Regions from separate parts of the Homo sapiens genome. Here region 2 is linked to region 1. The links are chromatin loops, found by intact Hi-C in ENCODE. Cell type or tissue: PC-9. All regions are shown on one strand. Each heading gives the region's core, and the rest is flanking DNA. Links, peaks and the distances in the headings are about the cores only. Region 1 has its middle 56 kb from the start of CYCS. Region 2 overlaps OSBPL3 (oxysterol binding protein like 3).

Region 1 (8,341 bases), core at 323-8,322:
GAGATAATCTTCATTTATTTCCTCTTCATGTTTCCCCCTCTTTGAAGCTGCCATGAAACACAAACTCTTCTCATTCAAACAAATGCTTAGCTGGCTTTTGGAACATAAATCTTTCATTAGCAGGTCTCGCTCTGTCATCCAGGCTGGAGTGGAGTGGTATGATCATAGCTCACTGTAGCCTCCTGTGCTCAAGTGATCCTCTCACCTTAGCCTCCTGAGTAGCTGGGATTACAGGATAACTTCCTGCAATGAGTCAGCTAAACATTCCTGAATCCAACCATTCTATCCCTGGCAAACTCCAGTATCTGATGCTCTATCACATGTGGAAACAAAGTCACTCGCATCAGTTTCAACAAGTACACTGCTTAGTGAAATATAGGTCTTTAAAAACACACTGGAATTTGAAAAAAGAAACAACACATTGATGGTAATGTCTTCCTCTGAATGAATGTGTGTAAAACTGTAACAGGCACAAAAACCAAAGCCAAAGAATCACAGACTTACATCTGTCAAACCGATTCCACAGAAGCCATTTCAATATCAGGGCTATTTCTTAGATAGGTTTAAAAATGTATCTCACAATTTAAATTGGAAAACGAAGCTAAGCACAAACACCAAGTAGAAGTTACACCACAAGGAACATGCAGGTCAGCCAGGTGTAGAAGATAAATGGTCAGAATATGATATGAAGAAGAAGACTAAGAAAGTACATATAGCAATTCAATCTCTACCAGGTTCTCTCAATCAACATTGGAATTTAATCGAATTAAAAATAATCGCTCATAATGGAATATGGCATGGGCCAGTTTTTCTGTTAATATAATGTTTGTGACAATGTGGACAGTGGCCTGGCTAATTAACGGGCAGGGAACGTGGAAGGAGCTGCTTCAGTTCAACACTGGGGACACGGTGTGGAGAACGATGCAAGGATAGCTATCCAAAATCTGTGAGGGTCTACACTGCTTGGCAAGGCGGAGCTGTATAAGTGTGTGATTGTGGAGTGCAGAGTGGCCTCTGTAATAAAAGACCTAATGACAAAAGGAAAAGTAAATGTAACAAATGCTTATACAGTGTGTCTGCAAGTGTTGATAGGCACTGTGTAGGAAGACCATGTCAAATTCATACTGAGAATTACCATGAATCACAGGGAACCAGACTGGCCTTGCTGATACCATTGGCACTCTTAGTTCTACCAAGGCATTTCTTGATAGATTCACCTAGAGGAATGGAAGTCATCCTCAAGCTTCAGATTGACCTGCTTCATGAATGTGAAGGAATAATATATGGTTGTGCAGTTTATCCTGTTACCACTAACTTTTTTCTTTTGTCTTGCTGTATAGCCCAGGCTGCAGAGCAGGGGCAGGATCACAGCCCCCTGCAGCCTAGACCTCCCAGGCTCACGTGATCCTCCCACCTCAGCCTCCCGAGTAGCAGGGAATACAGGCATGCGCCACCAGGCCCAGGTTTTTGTTTTTGTGTTTTTGATGGATCCTTGCTCTGTCTCCCAGGCTGGAGTGCAGTGGCATGATCTCAGCTCACTGCAACCTCAGTCTCCCAGGTTCAAGCAATTCTCCCCTGACTCGGCCTCCCGAGTAGCTGGGATTACAGGTGTGTGCCACCACAACTGGCTGATTTTTGCTTTTTTTAGTAGAGATGGGGTTTTGCCATGTTGGCCAGGCTGGTCTCGAAACTCTGACCTCAGCTGATCTGTCCACTTCAGCCTCCCAAAGTGCTGGGATTACAGGCATGAGCCACCATGCCTGGCCAATTTTTCTGTAGAGACGGGGTCTCCCTATGTTGCCCAGACTGGTCTCAAACACCTGGGCTCAAGTGATCCTCCCACCTCAGCCTCCCAAAGTGCTGAGATTACAGGCATGAGCCACGGTGCCCAGCACTTTTTTCTTTTGAACTATTACTCTCACATGATTTTCACTGCCACAGGTGGGGGTCCTCTGAGATAGTTTGTGTGTTATCTCCACAGGTGATAGGCTGTGTTCTGGAAGGATGTTCAGGACTTGAATTTCAGTTTTCAGTCACTCTCACTGGATTCCCAAACCAACCTAGTTTGGGACAAGAGATTATGAAACACTCCTTAGAAACACTAGCTCATCTCAACTAAAATAGGGAGCGAATGAACCTGGCATACTAAAGTGTTAATAGTGACAAAATGAAAAATATAAAATAACCACAAAATAATGAGGTAATCTTGATGGAATGGGCACATGTATCTGTGTGCCTCATTTTATGCAATGTAGGTATTTCAAAGAAGTTGTGTGTGAAATGAATTTCTGTAATCTGAATACTCCAAACAGGCCAAAGAAGCCTTGTTATTTAAAGAAATTCTGTAAGCAAATATTTTTAACTGAAAAAGTAAGGAAACTCCTGTTTCAGAAATCATTTTGTATATTTTGCTTAAAGTGAGGCACACTTGTATTAAACTAAGGAAAAAAAATCAGCGAATCGGGTTCTACTGTTTACATTATGTATAATTTCCAATGACATAAGATAAGTGAAGATGCCTAAACTGATTTGTGTTTAATTCAGCACACAGCTCAATCTGCCAACAAAGAGTTTTCATTTGGCATTTGCAAACACATTATCATTTAGATAGCACCACCAAAGCAGCTTCAATGTTGCAACTTGAACATCATTAAAGAGACTACAATTTTTGGGGGGGCAATCAATTAGGTATCCACTTAAGGTAGGCATTAAGCATTCCTAATTCTAATTAATTGATTCTAAATGATCATTTTTTAAAGCACAAACTTTTTGGTCCTGTAAAAAATGTGGTGGTTAATTGTAGCTTTAAAAAGCTGGACGACATTTTAATGTTCAAAATAGAAGTTAAATATTTTGTAAAATGATAGTAATGACCAAAAAAAAAGAAACTATATTTATGATTTAGTGCCTCTATAATCTTGTTTATATCACCAAATACAAGTCACAACTGTCAAAAACAGCTTCCAGCTGCCAAATTGTTGGACGTGATGCTTGAGGAACTGGGGAAAGGAACACTTTTTGTATTATTCTGGCTTTTGTCTCTGATAAGAAAGTGGAAACTTTGCCAAAGATATGAGTTGCAGTATTTTAATACAAAAAACAACTGCTTAAAATAATTAAGAAACCGAACCACTCAAGACAAAACAAAACAAAACAAAACAAAAATTAGCTGGGCGTGGTGGTGTGTTCTTGTAATCCCAGCTACTCAGGAGACTGAGGCAGGAGAATCCCTTGAACCCGGGAGGCAGAGGTTGCAGTGAGCCGCGATAACACCACTGCACTCCAGCCTGGGTGACAGAATGAGACTCCGTCTCAAACAACAATAACAACCAAAAACGCATTTTGAAGCTGGAGCCAATGGGAGTTGCTGTTGGATTGGATTTGGGGATGGAGTCTGAGAGGAGTCTGAGATGGCTCCACAGTGTTTGGTCTGAGCAACTGGGTGAATTAGGAACACTATTTACTGAAATGGGTGAGACTCAAGGAGGAACAGGTTTTGAGGGAAAAAGCAAGAGTTAGATTGCTGATAGTAAATTCAAGACACCTGTTAGACAACCACGTAGAGATGTCAAACAGGCAGCTGAATGCGGAGGCTGGAATGGGGGGGGAGGTCAGGGATGAGACATTAATTTGGGAGTCACAGTGTATAGATGGTAGAAAGTCACAGGGCTGGATGAGGTCACTTAGGGCGTGGCCTGTCTAGAGACATTGGCCCAGACCTGGAGCGCCCACTGCAAGAGATCATGAGGGTGAGAAGGATGCAGCCAAGACTAAGAAAGAGAGCCCAGGGAGGCTACAAATAAGTCAGCAGCGTGCAGCCAGATGAGAGTGTTTCAGAAGGAAGGAATATGTGGCCAACCATGGCAATGACAACCAATATGGATGAGGATTGTGATCAACTGAACATTGGATCTGGTAACAAGTGTTTTTCAAAGGACATAAAAGCCTGATTGGAAAGCAAATGGGAGGAGAGGATGTGGGGACAGTGAGAATAGTCAACGCTTGAACTCTTCTGTGAATAGAGTCCGAGAAATTAGGCAGAAACTGCAGGTGATGCAGAGTCAAAGGAAGACCCTTTTGCAAGTGGGAAATATTGTAGCATGTTTTGCTTGCCTATGGGAAGGAGTCAGTAGAATTGAAAAAAGGAATGATGCAAGACAGTCAAAGAAAATTTCAGAACAAATAACTCAGTGTGTCAAATATCTTGGATCCCAGCATGGGTGCTCCCAATCTTCCCCATCTGCTTCATGAAAACCTGGGATATACAAAATTATAGGTAAGGGTCCGAGATTAGAGCAGGTAGGTGGCCACAACAGGCAAAGCATGTACTCAAATGTCCAAGTTTCTCTTGTAAATTATTACCTTATTACATCGTGACATTTAGCGACAGGATTTTAGATTTAATTGTTTACTTTCTTCAATCCGTCCCTTAAACAAAAAACAAACAGAAAATGGGCCGGTCGCAGTGGCTCACACTTGTAATCCCAGTACTTTGGGAGGCTGAGGCGGGTGGATCATTTAATGCCAGGAGGTCAAGACCAGCCTGGCCAACATGGTGAAACCCCGTCTCTACTAAAAATACAAAAATTAGCCGGGCGTAGTGGCGGGCGCCTGTAATCCCAGCTACTTGGGAGACTAAGGCAGGAGAATCGTTTGAACCTGGGAGGCAGGGGTTGCAGTGAGCCGAGATTGCACCACTGCACTTCCGCCTGGGTGACAGAGTGAGACTCCGTCTTAAAAAAGAAAAAAGAAAAAAAAAAATCGAAAACAGCAGGAAAAGAATTGAATTGGACAAGGGTCGGGTGGATAACTTAGCTTTCAATAGCGACACCTAGTGGCAGTGATCAGCAGTAGCTGAAAAGAATTGAATTCCTGACAGCCTGAGGTTTTTTTTGTTCTCTTTTTTCTTTTTTTTCTCCCCTCAGGAGTAGTATCCAGGACCCACCCATTTTGTACTGAATAAACATCCCTAATGGTGCTTGGAGTCATCTGAGGAGGGAGGTCCCCAGAGAGGGGGAAAAAACCATTTTCCTGGTGGACTGGATGTGAGCCCAGGGTTTAAATTGAGTCAGAAGGATAAACTGAATTCATCTTCAGAGTTGAATTGCTCTTCTGGTAATCTGGAGGGTTGGGTTCTCCCCTGACCTGAATTTTCCGAGGAGCGATTTGTGCTGTTACACACATTTCTTTTGCTATACGAACTCAGACGGAGGTCAGAATGAACTCTGGCCAACAGGGTCTCACCTTATGGCTTTGAACAATGGGCAGTAGCAGACGTTCAGTTCCAATGATTTTGGCTGGCTCTTAATTTATAGCCGCTCCCAAGACCCATAAAGAGGTGCCACAGTCGAGGCCGGGGGCGGTGGCTCACGCCTGTAATCCCAGCACCTTGGGAGGCCGAGGCGGGTGGATAACCTGAGGTCAAGAGTTCAAGACCAGCCTGGCCAACATGGCGAAATCCCGACTCTACTAAAAATACAAAAATTAGCCGGGTGTGGTCGTGGGCGCCTGTAATCCCAGCTACTCAGGAGGCTGAGGCAGGAGAACTGCTTGAACCCGGGAGGTGGAGGTTGCAGTGAGCCAAGGTCGCACCATTGCACTACAGCCTGGGTGACAGAGTGAGGACTCTGTCTCAAAAAAAAAAAAAAAAAAGAGGTGCCGCAGTCAATTTTAAAGGTACCTCTAAATTTCACCTTTTCTGACAATAGCTTGATGCTACAGAGGGTTCTCAAAAATCTGCAATTCCCCAGATGTGACAACTAATCCAATCCCATTAGTGTCAGGCACATCATATTCTCAGTCTTTATTTTAAAAAATGAAAAGAATAAACCATACAAATAGATGAAAACATCCAAAATAATAGAGGAGGAAGCTCACACAGCTGAAAAAAAAGTTTCTTTCTTGAAGTATTATCCAAAATAATATAATAAAACATTTTCATACATATGAGAATATTACAGGGATTAGAAGATAAATAGGCTGGGCATGGTCGCTCATACCTGTAATCCCAGCACTTTGGAAGGCTAAGGCAGGCAGATTGCTTGAGCCCAGGAGTTCAAGACCAGCCTGGGCAACATGGCAAAATCCCATCTCTACAAAAAATACAAAAAAATTAGGTGGGCATGGTGGTGTGCACCTGTTGTCCCAGCTACTTGGGAGGCTGAGGCAGGAGGATCACTTGAGCCCAGGAGGTCGAGGCTACTGTGAGCCAAGATTGCACCACTGCACTCCAGCCTGGGAAATGGAAGTGAGACCCTATCTCAAAACGAAAAGAAGACGAATAAAGTTCATGGGTTAGACTTGCAAATCAATTTTCCAGTTGGATTCTGATACAAATAAAGCATGAAGAAAAGAGCGAGTAAATTTCTAGATTTGCAGTAGTTTGGATTTGTGTTTGTGAAAATATAATTATATCCTATTCTAACCTGGTATGTAGTTTTATATTAGCTTTATTCTTGGCATGTTTAATATACAGGGAAATATTTGTTCTTCCCTTTGGAAACTGTGCATTGTCTAGGCTCTATAGGACACCCCTCTGAGGGTTATCTGATTTCGAGTATGTGGAAGCCATTTTGTAACTCTGTACATTGTAGATTATTGGTATTGGTAGCAACGCAGAATACTTCTTATCTATGGACAAGCAAATTCTGTCCTGTATAGTAGAGGTTCAACTGGCTTCCTTCTTCCACAGAGGAAGAGGACAGTTTTACTTCCATCTGAACAGTCATTTCAATATTCCTGATCTGTAAATATGTCTGTTTTTCAACTTCTCCCTTAAACTGCTTACAATCTCTGTACCAGTTTCCCCATTAATATACAGTTTAATTTTTACATATGAATTTATGTTGTGATTCTATCCTACTTTGAAAATTATCTTTTAAAAATGGTAATTTTTGAAAGTATCAAAATAATTATAAAGTTCTTACCTACTACTTCTATTTTATATTGCCTCACTATATATACATATATACACACACATATGTACACACACACACATATACACACATATATATACACACTATACACACACACACACACACACACACACACATATATATATATATATTTTTTTTTTTTTTTGAGACAGAGTCTTGCTCTGTCGCCCAGGCTGGAGTGCAGTGGCATGTTCTCGGCTCACTGCAACCTCTACCTCCCAGGTTCAAGTGATTCTCCTGCCTCAACTTCCCAAGTAGCTGGGATTACAAGCATGTGCCACCATGCCCGGCTAATTTTTGTATTTTTAGTAGAGACAGGGTTTCACCATGTTGGCCAGGCTGGTCTCGAACTCCTGGCCTCAAGTGATTCCCCCCACCTCAGCCCTCCCAAAATAAAATTCTGCTGGGATTACAGGCGTGAGCCACCGTGCCCGGCCTGTCTCACTATATTTTATATAGCTTTTAAGTTGCCTTGAACTTCCTGAAATAAGTTGAGGTATAAATGAGTAAATATCCAGTGCTTAATAATCAAAATGTCTAGGCAATCTCTAAGGTTCTCACATTGATAGTCTATGATATTCTATGCATCTGGGAATAGGCAGGTCAGAAGTAAAGCTTCTTGTCTCATATACCTTTTTAAAAATTGTGGTAAAATATACATAACAAAGTTTGCCATTTTAATCCTTTTTAAGGCATACACTTTTTAAAAAGGTATAATATGAGAGCTCCTTGAGAATATACAACTGAACCAAGAAAAATCGATGTCTTAGCCATGTCTCAAGTTTGGAATTTGACCCACCTGGGCCTTAGTTTGTTGTTGGGTCTTCACCAGCTGGCCTGTTTTCACAATTTGGAACAAAGCGCATTAATAATATGCCCTACTTGTATAGACAGCATGGATTACCCCACTTCCTACTGTCACTCTTGGTAACCACAAATTCTTGATTTAAGTAAATTTTTGAAAAGGAAATTCAGTGATGAAATTCCTTGTAATTCTCATGCTACCTGTGATTATAGTTAAGCAGGGCAGAAAAAAAAAGTAATCTACTTAATACAGGAGACTCATGATATATGCTGACTTTGACAGTCTTTGATTTAGGAAGTTGGGGAAAAAGGGGGAGAAGAAACTAGTTTGAAATTGGCTAGGGTTTTTAATCATTTATATAACTCAAGACAGAAAAAAGTCTGAGTGGTTTTATAAGAGAGTTTACAGAGGTTGCTTTCTTTTTCAGTCAAAAGGAATGAAAAAAATGCTTTATATTTATTTAGTATTTAAATGGCTCACTAGTGGTAAACACGAGGCTGCTCTTGGCTGGAGGCAGCCAGGCTGGGGAGCTTGGCCACCTTGAACTCTGAGTTCCCTTGGAAAGCAGAGGGCATCAAAGTATCAGCACACTTGTAACCAT
Region 2 (8,341 bases), core at 147-8,146, 97 kb before region 1:
TACAATTAAATGTTTATCAACCAGCTCTCTGGAAAAACAAAAACAAAAATGTCCTCATGTGTTATGTTTCCTGATTTCCATGGTGTAAATACTCCCACTGTGGCTGGCTTCAAACTACCAACATGAAGTAATCAGCCAAGGGCTTGGGAAGTCACGCACAGTTGGTTCCCACATGCCGGTGTAAACTGGCTTCAGCACACCAGTTTTTTTGTTTTTTTTGAGTCGGAGTCTCCCTCTGTCACCCAGACTGGAGTGCAGTGGCGTGATCTTGGCTCACTGCAGCCACTGCCTCCCGGGTTCCAGCGATTCTCCTGCCTCCACCTCCTGCGTAGCCGGGATTACAGGCACACACCACCACGCCCAGCTAATTTTTTTATTTTTAGTACAGACAGGGTTTCACCATGTTGGCCAGGCTAGTCTTGAACTCCTGACCTCAGGTGATTCGCCCACCTCGGCCTCCCAAAGTGCTAGGATTACAGGTGTGAGCCACGGCGCCAGCCTCAGCCCACCAATTTTATCCATGTGTGCATATATGCATGAATATATGTCCATGTGTATATGCATACTTTCATATAAAATATATATTATATATGGATATTCTATACTTCACTTTTTTCTTAACTTCACAATAAATCTCACATATCATTCCATATCAGAAAATGTAGAGCTGCCTCATTTTTAACGGCTCTATTATTTTTAATTAGTACTTACTGATGAAAATTAAGTTACTTGCAATCTGGTATTTATTCAAATACTCCAAGAAACAATTTTGCATATATATCATTTTGTGAATTTTGCATATCTGTAGGATAAAGTTCTTAGGACTGTTATTGCTGATTCAAAGAGTGCATGCATTTCCAATTTTGACAGATACTGCCAATGGCTCGCTACAGTTTGGACCGATTTACATTTCCATCCACGATGTATGAATACCTGTTTCTTCAAAACTTTGCCAACACTGTTACCACATTTTGTGATGTCTGCCAACCCGATAGGTGAAAAATAGCATCTCAATGAAGTTTTCATTTGCATTTTCTCTTTTTATGAGTGAAGTTAAAGTTTTCATATGTTTATGAGTCATCTGTATGCCATTTCGTGAACTATGTGTTCAAACTCTTTGCCTTTACAGTAACTGGCCTTTCTCGTACTGATTTGTTGGAGTTCTTTATATATTGATAAAAGTAGGTCTTTGTGATATGCATTGCAATTATTTTCCTAAATGTGTTGATTGCCTTTTGACATAGTTTTTAAAAATTGACCCCGCAAAAATGATATGTAATCAATAAATCAATCTTTTATTTTATAGCATCTGGATTTTGTGTCCTATCTAGAAAGGATTTTTCATCTTATTATTAAAAGTGTATTGTATTTTTTTGTATTTCTATTTGTTTTAAAGTTTTGATCCATGTGGAATTTATTTTATTTTTTGCCTGATTTTACCAACACCATTTATTATCCCTTGTGGAATCATCTTTGCCTTCTCCCTCAACCCTACTCCCAACCCCTAGTTCCTAGGGGCTATCATTCTAACTTTCCAGTATTTTGATATTATTTGTCTTTTTTCTCCTCTCACTGTGACCATCCCAGTTCAGGTCTCATCACTTTGTGCCTATACTCCCAGCCTCTGCCCTTCTCTGTCACCACCAAAACACTTTCTGCTAAGATAGCTCTTACCGTGTCACCTCCTTGTTCACTGTTTACAGCATAGTCTTTGGAGTTACTATGGGATTTAGGACTTATACCACTTGGGCCCTAATCTACCTCTCCATTTACTTTTCCCATTACACAGTCCTTCTCTTCATCAAACCGGATAGTCCACCAACTCTTAAAATGTCATGCCTTGTTTCATCCTAGCTAACCTACCACTTCTGCCTAGAATGTCCTTCCTACCTTTCCCTTCGTCCCTTTCTTTTTTTTTTTTTTTTTTTTTTTGAGACGGTGTCTCGCTCTTGTCGTCTAGGGAGTGCAGTGGCACCATCTTGGCTGACTGCAACCTCCACCTCCCCGGTTCAAGCGATTCTTCTGCCTCAGCCTCCGAGTAGCTGAGATTACAGGTGCCCACCATCATGCCCAGCTAATTTTTGTATTTTTAGTAGAGACTTGGTTTCACCACGCGGCCAGGCTGGTCTCGAACTCCTGACCTCAGGTGATCTGCCTGCCTCAGTCTCTCAAAGTGCTGGGATTATAGGCGTGAGCCATCGCACTCAGCCCCTTCATCCCTTTCTTTATCTCAATCCCATGTGCCCTTCAAGATGTGTCTCAAACACTCAACTTCTCTGCAAAAGCATCTCCCTCACTCCTCCTGAGCTCCTATAGCACTTTAATATCTTGTTTATATAAGTAGAGAAAAGATGGATCAATATATAGAGATATAGATACAGATAGATAGATATAAAAAACACAATTGTAGAGAGAAGGAGGAGTGCTATAAACATATATATCCCGAACTGAAGTGAATATTCTTTGAGGTCGGGGCTGTGGCTAATTAACATTTGCCTGCTCCCTACTTCTAGGTAGCACCTTGTACATAATAAATTGTTTTTAATAAAACGAAAATGTCTGGGGCTTAAAACGTTAGTGTGCATCATAATCACCTGAAGGGTTAAAACCAGTTTTCTGGACTCCACCCCCAGAGTTTCCAATTCCATGGGTTTGGGCCCCACCCAAGTTCTGCTAACAAGTTCCTAGATGACACTGATACATCTCCTGGAGTCACACTTTGAAAACCACTGCTTCAGACCGTTCCTCAAACCTCAAAGTAAAAGCCTTTAGAAAACCGGGGCAAAATGTGTCCAAAAGTCTCATGGACAAGAAAATCCTCTCAAACTGGGTGTCACCTAGTTATGTATAGATTTCATCCTGTCTACCCTGTCCAGCTCAAAGAGGCAGTGGCCCAAGGCCCCAGAGGCAGGTACCACAGGAACTACATCCATCCTCTGATCCTCGGACTGCCAGTCCAGTGCTGTTCAGCACACAGAGGGGGTCTCTAATCAAGGGCTTGGCAATAGAGGCCGAAAGACCTGACTGTACCCCAGTTCTGCCACTTGCTGTGTGCGTGATCATAGGAAAACTACTTCGCCCTCTCTAAGCCTGGATAACCAGGGTTCTTTGGGTGGAAGCAACAGAAAACAATTTGGTAAATGAAGCCAAAGAAAATGTATTAGAAAACAAATCAGTTCAAGGAACTAAGAGGAGGCTGGAGAGGCAAGCCCGGGCACAGCTCCGTGGAATGGAAAGCTACACCACAACAAAGCTGTATGCACAGATGGTCTGGCCATGACACATCTCGCAGCAGACTCTCCATGACCCTCCCACACCCAGAGTCCAGAGAGAGGCATGTGACTGACCTGGCTCACAGGGCCACAGCTGAGGGGAATGGGGCCCCTCCTTCTGGTCCCAGCAGACTATATCCAAAGGCAAGAAGTGACTTCTCAAATGGAAATCAGGAAGGGTAAAGGGATGTTGGAAAAACCAAACAGCAAGTGACTGCTCGCTAGCCTCTGTTTTATCAGTGATAAACTGGAATGATAGTAACCACTTCCTAAGTGATAAGATCTAACGAGGTAGCGTAAGTAAAGCACTTAGCCTGGCACATGGAGAGCGCCCAACAGCTACTGGCTGCCACTGTTATCACTGTTATTCATAATTACCTCCACCTTCAAAGGAAGGATGGTTTCCCATTCCCTAATAGCTCCAACAAGCTCCGAAGGAAACCTCAGTTAATTCTATATATGCCAGGAATTTGCATGAAGCAGCCCTACACCTGAGAAAAACCCAAGTGGGCTTCCCTGTATTCTTTTAGGCTTCACATACCCCTAACCCACTTTGCCTCAGATGCCAGACAACTAAGCTACACTAGAATCTAGCCAGCAAGTTATTTTAAGCTACATGCAGGGCTATGCTGGAGGACAGGTTGCTAGATATCATTGCGTTTCTGCTATAAAGGTGTTAAAAACTCAACTTTGGATTCAACTCCCATTAGCAAATAAACAAACCTGTGTGTCGCATCAGAGAGAGAAATTCAAAACCTCAAATCAAAAGAGGAGTTAAGGCCTCCTCCCACTCAGTTCTACATGGCCTCCAGCAATGGCAGAAAGACACAAAAGGGCAGGACTCTGCTCATCTCATCCTCCTTTGAGGATTCCCCAGCCACATTCTCTTTTCTCTTCCTTCAGCAACCTGAATCACAACCTACAGAAAAATGGAACCTTTCTCTCCAGGGTCCCAATTAAAAGCCAGACTCATTCCCTTTGAGCCACATCTCCCCACTGTAATTAATGAATTCTCTGCAACTCTTTAATGTCTATATCCCCTTCTAGTCTGTAAGCTCCTTGAAGGGAGGTTCCACATCTGTTCAATTCATCGCCACATCCCCTGCACCCAGCCTGGTGTCTGGCACATGGCATGTGCTTAATAAATATTTGTGAAACGTATGAGCAAAAATCTTAGCGCATGCTTTAATTCTAGGGAGGCATCTACTTCAAATTTAATAAGAGTTGCTGAGATTAAAAAATATATACATACATAAATATACACACACATATATATACATATATGTAGATTAAAATATATATATTAGCTTTAGCTTCTAAACATTTCAGATGACTGTCCACCACAAATTACTTGGGGAGGGAGAAATATTTGTTTTATAAGATGTAAACTATAATTTTAAAGTTCTTGTAACTATTACAATATTTGATATCAAGACAGGAAACCAGTGTGGGAATCTTTACAAGTACTACATTTTAATACATATTTGGAGAAATGTTACATTGAGGAAAGTATCTGACCCACACAATACTAAAAATAAAGATTTTAGTATTTTAACTGTAGAGGGTAAACAAAATAGCAAACTTTAGTTATAGTAACTGTCAGAGATCCTCTGCCAATCCCACACTGGATTGCTCATTGCAATTTGATTCTGCTCTGCTTTACATTTAAGCTATTTTTTTAACTCAGATCTACTCTCACACAATCTCAGAAATCACAGATGAAAATTCCACTAAGATTGTTCATCCAGCCCACACCCACTCAGAGAACTGGGCTGATTACCTCAGATATTTTTTTCATAAGTAAACACAGACATATAGACAGCAACATAATTTTCATCTAAAGAAACTTTTATGAAAGAAATTTGCTTCTTGGCTTTAAACCCACACAATATTATTATTATTCCCTAAGAATCATATTCCACTCATACTCAAGGGGTCTTGGAGCATCTAGAAACAACCATATTCTGGCTCTCAAACAACAGACTTAGGTAGAGGCAGTTATAAACCAAGTCCAGAGAAAATTCAATTTCAGGGGTACAAACAATGTGGCTAAGAACAAGGAAATTACCAGTGAGTCTTCTGTATTTTTCCAAGATGAAGGAAATATATCACCAACTTCAAAACAAAATCATTTAGATTAATAACTAAAGAAGCAATTCTTCACACTGCTATTCCATTTATTATTATAAAAGAATTTTTAAATGTTCACATAGCTTAAATAAGCCCAGGAATGATATTGGAAGGCTACAGCCTGCCTGCACAAGCTTCTGCAAAGAAGCATCTTTGAAAAAAATCAATATTTCCCAATCCTTTCATACCAGAGGAATCCTTTATAAAAAATATTATACTCCAGACTTTAAAAAAGATGACTTTGATATTTCTAAACTTTTTATGATGAAAAATTTCAAACATGTACAAAAGTATAGCACTGCACTGCCCAGCTGAAATGTAATAGGAGCCATAGATGTAATTTTAATTTCTTAAGTAGACAAAGAGTAAAAGAAAACAAGTTAGTTTTAATTACACAGTATTACAATATATTCAAAATATTATCATTTCAACACGTGATGTTTAAAAATTGAGGTATTTTTACATTATTTTTCATACTAAATCTTTGAAACTCAGTGTATGTGTTATCCTACGGCGCTTCTCAGTAAGGACTAGCCACATTTTAAAGGCTGAATAGCCACATGCGACCAACGGCTGCCTGGCAGACAGCACAGATAGAGAATTCATCACCCAGTTTCAACGATCGTCAGCTCACGGACAGCCTTGTTTCCTCTGTACTCCCTCCTCACCCCCAGATTATTTCAAAGCAAATCCTAAAAACTGTAGCATTGCAGCCATGTTCAAAGTTCCTTGACTCTTTTTAACAGTTCGTTTGTTCAAATCAGTAGGTAAACCATCAACTATGAGGACCTCTTTTTAACGACAACACATTTTGCTGACTGCAACATAATAGGAGTTACACTTTTAGTAAAATGCTGCAGTCATCTGAATGTTTATTACGCATCTATCTTGTGCCAGGTTCTGTTCTAGCCCCAAGATAAAACAGCGAACAGGGCCCAAAGGAACTTCTGGACTACACATTAGGGTCACATTAGAATCAAACTTTTTTAGAAATGCCAGTCCCGTCAGCTAGCAAATAGATAAATAAAACCGTGGTATATACATACAATGGGGTATTACTAGGCAATAAAAAGGAATGAAGTACTGATACATGCTACAACAGAAATTAACCTTGAAAACAACATACTAGGTGAAAGAAGCCAGACACGAAAGGCCACATACTATATGACTCCCCTTATATGAAATGTCTAGAATAGGCAAATCCATACAGGCATAAAGTAAATTAGTGGGTGGGGATTAGGGGAATGGACGGGCAGTATGGGGAATGACTGGTAATGGGTGCAAACTTTTTTAGAGGGTGATAAATGTTTTAAAATTATGGTGATGGTTGCACAACTCTGAATATACTAAAATCCATTAAATTTTGTACCTTTAAACGGATGACTTGTATAATATGTGAATTGTGTCTCAATGGTGAGTGGTGAGCTATGAGTCTAGACAGGGAAGCAGGAGCCAATTCAGAAAGGGTCTTTCAAATCTGCTTTAAAATGTGAAATATTCATTGATCCATAAAATATTCACAAAAATTCCATTTGAATTCCATAACAATTTTAGTACATTTTTAGTAACAGCATTACCGTAGATATGAAAAAATAGTACATAACATAGGCAAAATATTTATTCTACAGACAATGATTACTACATGTGTGAATTTGAGATCTCCTTGCAATATCTCCTTGGTCCAAAGATGAGAGCAACCAGAACAGGTGCTTTTCATGGACTTAACAAGGAATTCTGTTACTTCGACATAAAATGATGATGGCATATTCTATTGCTTCATCATAAAATGATGATGGCATATTCGTTGTTTCATCATAAAATGATAAAATACTGTGGATCAAAACAAATCAGAAAACTAGAAAACAAAATGTCACATTCCAATTAACTTTTCACAGAATACTCTAACAAAATTTAAGCAAATATAATTAATACTTTTTTCAATTGAGCAGTTACTATAGATAGGACACCATGTTTAGTGATGTGAGGAATAGAAACCTAAGGAATACACACTCACCCTGCCTTCAAGGCATTTAAAATCTAGTAAGGGAGGCAATAAGTTTGAATACATTACTAGCACAGGAGGCAACAGGGTGAGAGGAATAGGGGAAGATAAAAGGTAAGAAGTGCTGAAGGAAGGAAGGACATCAGCAACAGAGTTTGTGATCAGAAACTGAACTGGGAAGTTTCTCATATTTTAAAAAAACAAATGATCTGGGAAATTGGGTTTAGAGAGATTATGCTGACAAAAGCAGTTTATGAGTTCAGCTTTGAAAGACTTAGGTTTTCACACGGAGAGAACAGAGAGCTTTCTAGGCAACAGGAGTGCATGGACAAAGGCAAAACGCTTTGTTGATTAATAAAACTCAGACTACCAGCTCACAGGGGTGGGGAATGATAGGATGAGGCCAAAGCTGAGCCCAGTCTGCTGGATCGTGACTTTAGGCTAAGGAATCTATATGCAAATAAGTAGAGAAAATAACTTGGGGATTGAGTCTGAGATCCACCATATGTTAGTTGCAAAGCAGTTGTGAACTTAACTTTTCCTAGCCTCATCTGGAGACTGGAGATATAATAACAATGCCTGCTTTGATATTGCCCTGAGGATTAAATGCAATAATGCATGTACAGGAACTTCTGACAGCACCCGGCACATACAAGTTCAGCACCTATTACTACTGTTATTAATGTTATTATTCACTATGTAAGCCACCCAAGAATTTTTAACAACATAATGACAGTGCTTAAATAATTTACCTGACCATGGAAAAAACAGAGACAGAGGTAGGAAAACCCACCTGTAGACAATGTTAGGACAGAGTGCATAAGTCCCTAAGACCCTGAACTAAGATGCTGCAGGGCCTCCAGGAAAGGACCAATGTGAGAGACACTGAGACAAGAGTTAGGGTGAGCCTGAAGGTGATCTGAACAGTAGTAATTGG

Evidence for each region. Peaks named below come from ENCODE experiments on the same cell type or tissue, not always from the same donor. Only the 100,000 strongest peaks of a DNase experiment are listed, where the experiment ranks them.
Region 2: it touches region 1 in a loop (4-fold over the local background); 61 of 110 quality-filtered maps call a loop at or near these places.

What each region holds. Positions count from the first base shown.
Region 1 is chr7:25,065,326-25,073,666 of GRCh38, forward strand. No RefSeq gene overlaps it. Among named protein-coding and RNA genes, the nearest start is that of CYCS, 56 kb to the right of the region's middle. In PC-9, for the core only: CTCF peaks have their summits at 4,841 (motif pointing left) and 5,042; a DNase peak (open chromatin) is centred at 4,846.
Region 2 is chr7:24,968,196-24,976,536 of GRCh38, forward strand. The region is part of intron 1 of OSBPL3 (oxysterol binding protein like 3); the gene reads right to left. Among named protein-coding and RNA genes, the nearest start is that of OSBPL3, 7.8 kb to the right of the region's middle. RefSeq lists an enhancer at 3,161-3,816. In PC-9, for the core only: no CTCF peak of the experiment used is centred there; DNase peaks (open chromatin) are centred at 3,286 and 4,996; H3K27ac peaks cover 1,680 bases.